2 separate regions of the Homo sapiens genome follow, and region 2 is linked to region 1. Evidence: read pairs that join two places in POLR2A ChIA-PET (ENCODE). Cell type or tissue: CD4-positive, alpha-beta T cell. All regions are shown on one strand. Each heading gives the region's core, and the rest is flanking DNA. Links, peaks and the distances in the headings are about the cores only.

Region 1 (4,398 bases), core at 73-4,072:
CGGAGTTTGAGACCAGCCTAGGCAATATAGCAGGATCCCATCTCTACAAAAAATTTAAAAATTAGCCAATCATCGTGGGATGTACCTGTAGTCCTGGCTACCCGGGAGGCTCAGGCAGGAGGATTGCTTGAGCCCAGGAGTGCGAGACTGTAGTGATCTATGATCATGCCACTGCACTTCAGTCTGGGCAACAGAGTGAGACCCTGTCTCTAAAAAATAGAAATTAAAGGCGAGTTGCGGTGGCTCACACCTGTAATCCCAGCACTTTGGGAGGCTGAGGTGGGTGGATCACCTGAGGTTGGGAGTTCGAGACCAGCCTAACCTACATGGAGAAACATTGTCTCTACTTAAAAAAAAAAAAAAAAATTAGCTGGGCGTGGTGGTGCATGCCTCTAATCCCAGCTACTCGGGAGGCTGAGGCAGGAGAATCACTTGAACCTGGGAGGCAGAGGTGGCGGTGAGCCGAGATCATGCCATTGCACTCCAGTGTGGGCAACAAGAGTGAAACTCCATCTCATAAATAAATAAATAAAAGAAATTAAAAAAGAATTTACACATACTGAAGCTTAATTTTTTTTTCTTTTCACAGTAACAGTGTATCATGTATGCCACTGATTCCAGGGGACACTCCCCTGCTTTCCTCCAACCTCAGAATGGAAATAGTCGTCACCCATCTGGCTATGTTCCAGGGAAGGTTGTCCCATTGCGTCCCCCTCCTCCTCCAAAGAGTCAAGCTTCAGCCAAATTTACCTCCATCAGACGAGAAGACCGGGCAACCTTCGCATTCTCACCTGAAGAACAGCAAGCCCAGAGAGAAAGTCAAAAGCAAAAGAGACACAAAAATACTTTCATTTGTTTTGCTATTACTAGTTTCTCATTTTTTATTGCACTTGCAATCATTTTAGGAATATCCTCAAAATATGCTCCAGATGGTAAGTGTGTGTATATGCACATAGAACATATTCTAGAAGACAAAAGAGGAGGAAATAGTAGAATACTTAAAAAAAAATTTATCTTAAGTTGGCCCTAGCTAACTAATATGTAGTTAGGTAATACGAGGTGTCACTTCTTATGAATGAGAGCAATTGTTCAATAATCTGTTGGAAATGATTAAATGGTTGCTCTTCCTGTCCATTGTGCCACTTTGTTGCAGCACTCAGGGAGGTCTTGGAGTACCTCTTTTGGAAATGCTTTGAGGGCCTTCACTAAATTCTTATGGTAGGTATGATTTTTGGACTGCTGCAATTTTTTTTTTCTTTTTTTCTTTTTTTGAGGCAGTCTTGCTCTGTTGTCCTGGCTGGAGTGCAGTGGTGTGTTCTTGGCTCACTGTAACCTCCGCCCCCTGGGTTCAAATGATTCTCATGCCTCAGCCTCCTGAGTAGCTGGGACTACAGGCAAGTGCCACCACATCTGGCTAATTTTTGTATTTTTAGTAGAGACAGGGTTTCACCATGTTGGCCAGGCTGGTCTCGAACTCCTGACCTCAGGTGATCTGCCTGTCTTGGCCTCCCAAAGTGCTGGGATTACAGGTGTGAGCCACCATGCCCGGCCGCAAGTTTTTTTTTTTTTAGTCATACGTATAGTGAACTATATTAGATTTTTTTGTTTAAGTAAGTGACTAAAAATAATAATATTTGTGTTTGTGGCTTGAAATGGGCTTGGGAAGCAGTTCCAAAGGAAAAGTTTCAAATATTTTTGAGTAACAATATATATCCTGGAAGGGAAGCATCCTTTAGGATATATAAGTTCTGACACCTTTGTCTAAAAATCAGTCATTACTTCATAGTTAAATATTATGCAGGGAGATTTTAATTTCTTAAATGGTATTTTCTTTTCAAGTTAATGATATATCAATATTTTGAAAAGTTTTGAAGAAGATGGTTGCAAGTCAGCCTTATTGGAATACCAACAAAGAATTGCCTCATAAAAGAATACCATCCATCTGTCTAAAATCAAAGGACTCGGGGCTGTGAAGAGAGAAGACTCTAACAGCCTGGACTGGGTACCATATTTGTCTACAACAGATTTTTGTCAAGTTAAATGCTTCCTTAAGTGGCTGTAACAGTTCAGAGGCATTTTACTACTTATAAGACTTACAAATACTTTATTATTTAGTTTTCTTGGGTGCTTTCAAGGGATTTTTAAAATTTTAAGGTTCTGGGAGAGGTAGTGCTAGTACTTCTAAGAAAATAAACCTCAAATGAGAGAGACATGCACATTAATATCCTTATGGACCAAACAAGTAGACCACATTATGAACTTATAACATTGATTTCCATTGCATGCGGTATGACTTCCTCTCTCCTTTTCCCAGCAGAATAACCAAGTTCTCTGTGCTGATTCATAATAACCAAGTTCACTGTGCTGATTCATACTTCCCAACTCTTCTGCAGTAAAGGGATGCTAGACCAGTGGGAAATCAGAGCTGAAGTCTATGGCTTTGATTGGTGTTTTCATATTCCATCTAAAACAGGGCATTGCTGATATGGTTCCTTGAACCAACATTCTTTAGTTTCACATTTTGGCAGTGTAAAGTGCAGATCATCAGTGGAAAGATCTGGTATGCTGAAATATTTCAGGGTCAGCTTGACTGTGGTTATTGCTGTTACATAACTTTGATAATATACTCACTGCTCTTCAAGTGGGTAGCTGGGAAGGTGGGGTTGGCTGAGCTACTTTTCAGTGCTTTGTACAGACTACACATTTTCTCATTAAGTGCATTTTACTGGAAGGAAACAGACTGGAATTTTTGGTGATGGTTCTAATGAACCATGCTCTCCTGGGAAATAATTAAAAACAATTAAGAGAAATTATATAATCATTGAAGTAGGCTCCAGATCTCAAAAGACTGGATTTCCTTCTTTATAGCTGGGTACAGTGCTTGTTATAAAACTATGGAGAATTTCAGCTAGATGTTGTATGGGAAGAGGGAGGTAGAAAAGTTAAGGAATCCTCATTATTAAGGCAAAACAAATTTAAGAGTTTTTTTGTTTCTTTGATGGGAAGAAAAGCTTAAAGATTGTTTTTAGTATAATAGTGATACTCATTGACTTATCAGAAGCATTAAATATCAACAGTTATGATACTGCTGTGAGAAAAACTAATTCCATGAAATAATTGCCAAGGATATAACTGGTGAGGCTAATTGTAGCTGTGGTTAATAAGAGAAAGCATAAACCTAGGGCATTGTGAGAGCTCAGAAACAGGAAGATGTTTGCATTAGTGTTATGCAAGTTCAAAATGAGGAATCATTTTTTTTTCTGTATAGAACAATATGTTTGTGTAGCACCCTACCTCTCTACTTTTTCTCTTGTTATTCCTAAACATGTACCTGCCACCTTAATGAAAGGAATTTCTTCCTATGGTTTTTCAAGCATATCTTGCTTATTCTTACCTTAGCTGAGTTTAAATAAAGCCACCTTGGAATTCTGAACAACCAAATGGACTACTTGGATCTCAAGGGATAATTGCATTACTAGTGTTCTCATGATCCTCTTATTTAAATACTGCCCATCCTTTGGTGTCCAGCTCTCAAGTCACCTGTTCATGAAGCTGCCTCAGTTACTCCAGCCCCATGCCTCCTTTGCCTGAGGTCTTTTGAACCTCGACTGACTACCATATTGTTCAGTGTTTCATTATTTCATACTTGGTGTTTTTTCCCTCCAAAGCTTGCATATAAACTCTGAGGAAATGTGAGCTGATTCTATGCTTTATAAATTTTAAAATATCTGGTACAGAGTGGATAAATTGATGCTCCACAAATACTTGGCCATAGGTTGATCAAAATTGAAGGCGTGATTTTTTTTCTCCCCTCTTCAAAATTATGGCGGACCTTAAAGTTTTCATACATTAAATAGCTATGGCTATTTTAATTAAATACTGTTATATTTTTGTTATTATAATACCTATTCAAGAGGCAAGTTCTAATTCCAGTAAAGGAACACTACAAGTCAATAATCTCATTTTCTAAAAGGGGAAACTTGCGTATCACTCAGCTTGCTAAGTAATCTTTGGTTTCTCTAACCTGTAATTTCCTCATCTCTGAAAATGAGAAGTTATGTCTTTAGCCACTTGCCTCTTTCATTTTGTTGGGAGAGTGCACATGGCTGAAGATAGTGATGTTTCTCAGTCTTGGAGAGAGGTGCTATCAGTACTTACTTCATCATTCACTGTGTGCAAGAAGGAACTTGTGAAGACCTGATCAATGTATTATTTAGCAATTTTCATTTTTGATTTACCAGGATGTTGTGAACACATTTCTTTTCTAAAACAGCTTTCTAGTGTGAATCCCAAGAGAATGTATAATTTTGCCTCTTACTATTGGTTTATTTCCAGAGTAGATGATTCAGGGAAACTTTTTTTTTTTTTTTTTTTTTTTGGTGAAGTTTGTCCTGAACT
Region 2 (4,398 bases), core at 274-4,273, 64 kb before region 1:
GGCCAGCATCTACATCTGTTCTAAACTGTAAGTGGGGCTGGAAAAATGCTTTGAAAAAAAGCCAGGGTAGGGAGGTGAAAGAGAACACAAAACCTTTACTCTCAAAAAGGCCATGGACAGTGAATCGATCAATTACAAAGACATTAGATTTAGAGAAAAGTTCTTACAGAAACAACATGTATATAATAATCCTGTCTCCATCTTCATCTGTTAAGTTTACTCTCATTTCTGACCATTCAAGAGTCATAATACATAATACAAGAAAACCGTATTAGGGAGGACTGAAACGTGACTTACGATACTTGGGATGAGTCTTTAATGAGTGAAATTCAGTGCTTTGGTAACACTTAGTAGACATTCAACACATTTTAGTGAATTGCATAATGGATCTCTCTTCTCCAAATATGTGACTACACCATCTTATAGGAACCATTTGTTTTCATTTTTACATTTTTTCCACCAAGCCGTTCTGTCAATTGAATCACATTAAGACCATGGGAGGAGTGTGGCCCACTTACCGGAAAGAGTTTGGAAATAGGCTGGCCTGGGTTCAAGTTCCCACTCCATTTCCTGGCTATGCTGCATCATGCAAGTTGCTCTCTGACTCTCAGCTTTTTCACCTGAAGCGGGGAGAGTCATGACTAATTCACTGGGTTGTTGTGAGGACCAAGTGAATCCTTGGGAACACAGAAAGCACAGGATAAGTGTCAGTTCCCTTTCTCTCTAATCCCTGTGAGTTCCATTTTCTTCTATCTTCTTCTTGTCCTCCAGACACGGGTGTATATCCACAGTCTTGATTTCTGGAAAGGTATCTTTGTCTGATTGGAGGCAGTGAAACAAACTTGGCTTGTACAAACTTTAAATTATTTTTTTCTGATAGCCAAAAGTAGCTAGAAAAAAAAACCAAGATGGAAAAACAGATAAGTGGCATCTATGCACAAGGAGGGAAATTCTGAGCCCATTTGGATCAATCACAATGGATTTTGGGAAGCTGGGGCAAGGGTCAACTGGGCTATTTAGCCAAAATGCCAGATTCTTGGAAAAACTTTGAAATGGCGGTTAAATCTCAGTAAGCAGCAGATAGAAAATTCAAAATAATAGTAATGATTGAAATAATTTCTATATGACTTGCAAGTATGTACAAGCATGTATACTTTCAGTTTCTCAGAAAAGCACAATATATTTCCTAATTAACAGAATATACCAAAAAAAAAAAAAAGCTCGAAAGGGTCCCTGGGGCCTTACTCAGCCTCTTTCAGTCCATGGCTTCCCTATGTAAAATGGGAGGATCAAAGGATTGAAATGGAACTGATTATTTCTAAGGTCCCTTGTTTAATCTAACATTCCAAGATTTTGTGCTTTTTAAAAACTGATATTAAAATTATTTTAAACTTCCTATATTAACAACAGATAATAGGGATTTACTGAGACTTCATTTAATGTAAATGACTCAGGTCATTCATTTCCTACAATAGTCCCAAGAAGTAAGTACCATTATTATTCCCATTTTACAGATGAGGAAACTGAAGCTGAGAGAATTTAAGTAATTTTTTGAAGATCACTCAGTTAAGAAATGGTGGAGCTCAGATTTAACTGGGACTTTCTGAGTCTATAATTCATGCTTTTAACCTAAACCTATACTGTCTCCCAGTATACAGCACACACATTGTTCATCGAAAATGGAATTAACTTTATTGGCAACAGAGAAAATTCAATCTTGAGGAAAACATTATCTTAAATAAATAGTATAGTGGATAATTATACATATTGAAACCAAGAAATTTTCCAATGCTTTGGACAGTGAGTCCTGTGGGTGGCCACAGTGTTTTATTTATCTGGCTCCTTCTTGCCAGACATACTAGGTATTGAGTAAATTTTTATTGACTGAAATCTATATTGCATGACTTCATTATTAATCAGTATAAGGTCTTGAAGGCTGGAAGCAACTTTTATAGCTCATTTCATCTATTGACTCCCTAGCCCACCCCCAATATTTTATAGAAGAAGGAACTGAAAAGAGGGGAGACTGTGAGATGTAACAAGCACCCAGGGCTCCTAATTCACAGTCCAGGCCTCTTTCTACTTTGCTGTCATATGGAATTCTTTGCTTCCTGAAAGACTGTTACTTCCTGACAGTGTATTCACGGTGTTCAAAGCCCAGCTCTGCACTGGTTGAGATACTCAGTCCTTCAGTTTAAGCCCTCTCCATTTTTGTCCATTATCCACCCTCAAAACAGGCTGGGAGCATGGCAGGAAATGCCAGCTGGCATAGCAGAGCACTCCCTTGAGAAAGGACTAATTTTGCCTGGCCTTGGAGAACTTGCTTGCCTTTTTGCAGCTGTGTCTGCACCAATATGTCTGGATGTACAAGAGCCAAGGGGATGTTTCACCATCTGCCGGTTCAGTGGGGAATTGGCCTTTCTGCTATGCTCACAGGGTGTTGGAAGGTTTAGTGGCTCAGGAACAGCCTGCTGAGGCGCTCCTTTTTGGATAGAATGTTACTCACAGAAAGGAAACTGTGCTGAGCTCCAGAGCCAAGGGTGTGCTTGAGGCTTGACAAATGGTTTGCGCACAACTGCAATAGTAAGCGTGCTCTGAACACATTGCAGCACTGATGCGTATTTTCTCTTAAATATACGCCCTTATCCCATTTGGACAATCAACTGAGAAGAGTCTGGCTTAAAAAAAAAAGAAATAACTTTTTCTTAATTACAAAAATAGTACATATTTATTGTAGAATATTTAGAAAGTACAGAAAAATACAGAGAAGGAAATAAATACTCTTCATCATATTACCATTCAGGGAGAATCGTTGTGGCATTTTTGTTATATACTCTTTACAGCTTTAAAAATGATATTTGTGGCTGGGCACAGTGGCTCATGCCTGTAATCCCAGCAATTTGGGAGGCTGAGGCGGGTGGATCACCTGAGGTCAGGAGTTTGAGACCAGCCTGGCCGACATGGTGAAACCTTGTCTCTACTAAAAATAAAAAAAATTGGCCAGGTGTGGTGGCTCACGCCTGTAATCCCAGCACTTTGGCAGGCCAAGACGGGTGGATCACGAGGTCAGGAGATTGAGATTACCCTGGCTAACACAGTGAAACCCCGTCTCTACTAAAAATACAAAAAATTAGCCGGGCGTGTTGGCGGGCGCCTGTAGTCCCAACTAATCGGGAGGCTGAGGCAGGAGAATTGTGTGAACCCGGGAGGCAGAGGCTGGAGTGAGCCAAGATCATGCCATTGCACTCCAGCCTGGGCAAGAGAGAAACTACGTCTCAAAAAAAAAAAAAAAAAAAAAAAAAGATATTTGTATGGATCCTATGTGTTTTTTTGTGTGTGTATGTGTAGATATTCTTTTTTCTTAAAATACATAATAAACATCTTCTCATACCATTAAATCTTATTTTACAATATTTTCAGCAGCCTATACTATTCCATCCTATGCTTTTACCATAATGTAGTTAACCAGTTCCCTCTTGTTGGGTACTTAAATGTTCTTCAGGTTTTTTTGTAATTATAAATAATGCCGTGATCAAAATTCTTTTCCCTAACTCTGATTGTTTTCATAAGCAAATCCTTTTTTTTTCCCAAAGAGGGTCTTGCTATATTGCCCAGGCTGGAGTGCAGTGGCATGATCATAGCTCACTGCATCCTCGACTTCGTGGACTCAAGCAATCCTCTGCCTCAGCCTCTCAAGTAGCTGAGACTACAGGCATAAGCCACTATGCCCAGATACTTTTTTCAGTTTTTATTTTTGTAGAGACAGGATTTCAACATGTTGCTCCAGCTGGTGTCGAACTCCTGGCCCCAAGCAGTCTTCCCACCTCAGCCTCCCAAAGTACTGGGATTATGAGAATGAGCCACCGTTCCCAGCTGTATGCAAGTTCTTAAAAGCAAAATTGTTGAGTCAAAGGTCATGACTATTTTCTACTTGGTATTCACTGCCAAATTGCTTACCAGCGTTATGCCAACTTACATTCCTACCAATGGCATATTAGAGGGCAAATTTCCTAGTGTCCTCACTAATGTGGGGAGTTAGCTTTTAAAATCATTGCCAAGGAGAGAAGTGAAAAATATTAGCATTCAACCTCTACACTTAAATGTAGGTGATTTACCACAAATGTTCTTAATTTATTTTATTTTATTTTGTTTTATTTTATTTTGAGACGGAGTCTCATTCTGTTGCCCTGGCTGGAGTGCAGTGCTATGATCTTGGCTCACTGCAACCTCCGCCTCCTGGGTTCAAGCAATTCTCCTGCATCGGCCCCTGCTAGTAGCTGGGATTACAGGCACCTGCCACCATACCCAGGTAATTTTTGTATTTTTAGTAGAGATGGGGTTTCACCATGTTGGCCAGGCTGGTCTCGAACTCCTGATCTCAGGTGATCTACCAGCCTT

Evidence for each region. Peaks named below come from ENCODE experiments on the same cell type or tissue, not always from the same donor. Only the 100,000 strongest peaks of a DNase experiment are listed, where the experiment ranks them.
Region 2: POLR2A ChIA-PET joins it to region 1 with 5 read pairs; 5 of 35 experiments call an interaction of 5 or more read pairs at or near these places.

The regions. Positions count from the first base shown.
Region 1 is chr9:71,746,577-71,750,974 of GRCh38, reverse strand. CEMIP2 (cell migration inducing hyaluronidase 2) reads left to right here. Exons shown (of 24, transcript NM_013390.3): 2 at 590-932. The coding sequence starts at 602. Among named protein-coding and RNA genes, the nearest start is that of CEMIP2, 20 kb to the left of the region's middle. In CD4-positive, alpha-beta T cell, for the core only: no CTCF peak of the experiment used is centred there; no DNase peak of the experiment used is centred there; H3K27ac peaks cover 386 bases.
Region 2 is chr9:71,810,584-71,814,981 of GRCh38, reverse strand. No RefSeq gene overlaps it. Among named protein-coding and RNA genes, the nearest start is that of CEMIP2, 44 kb to the right of the region's middle. In CD4-positive, alpha-beta T cell, for the core only: no CTCF peak of the experiment used is centred there; no DNase peak of the experiment used is centred there.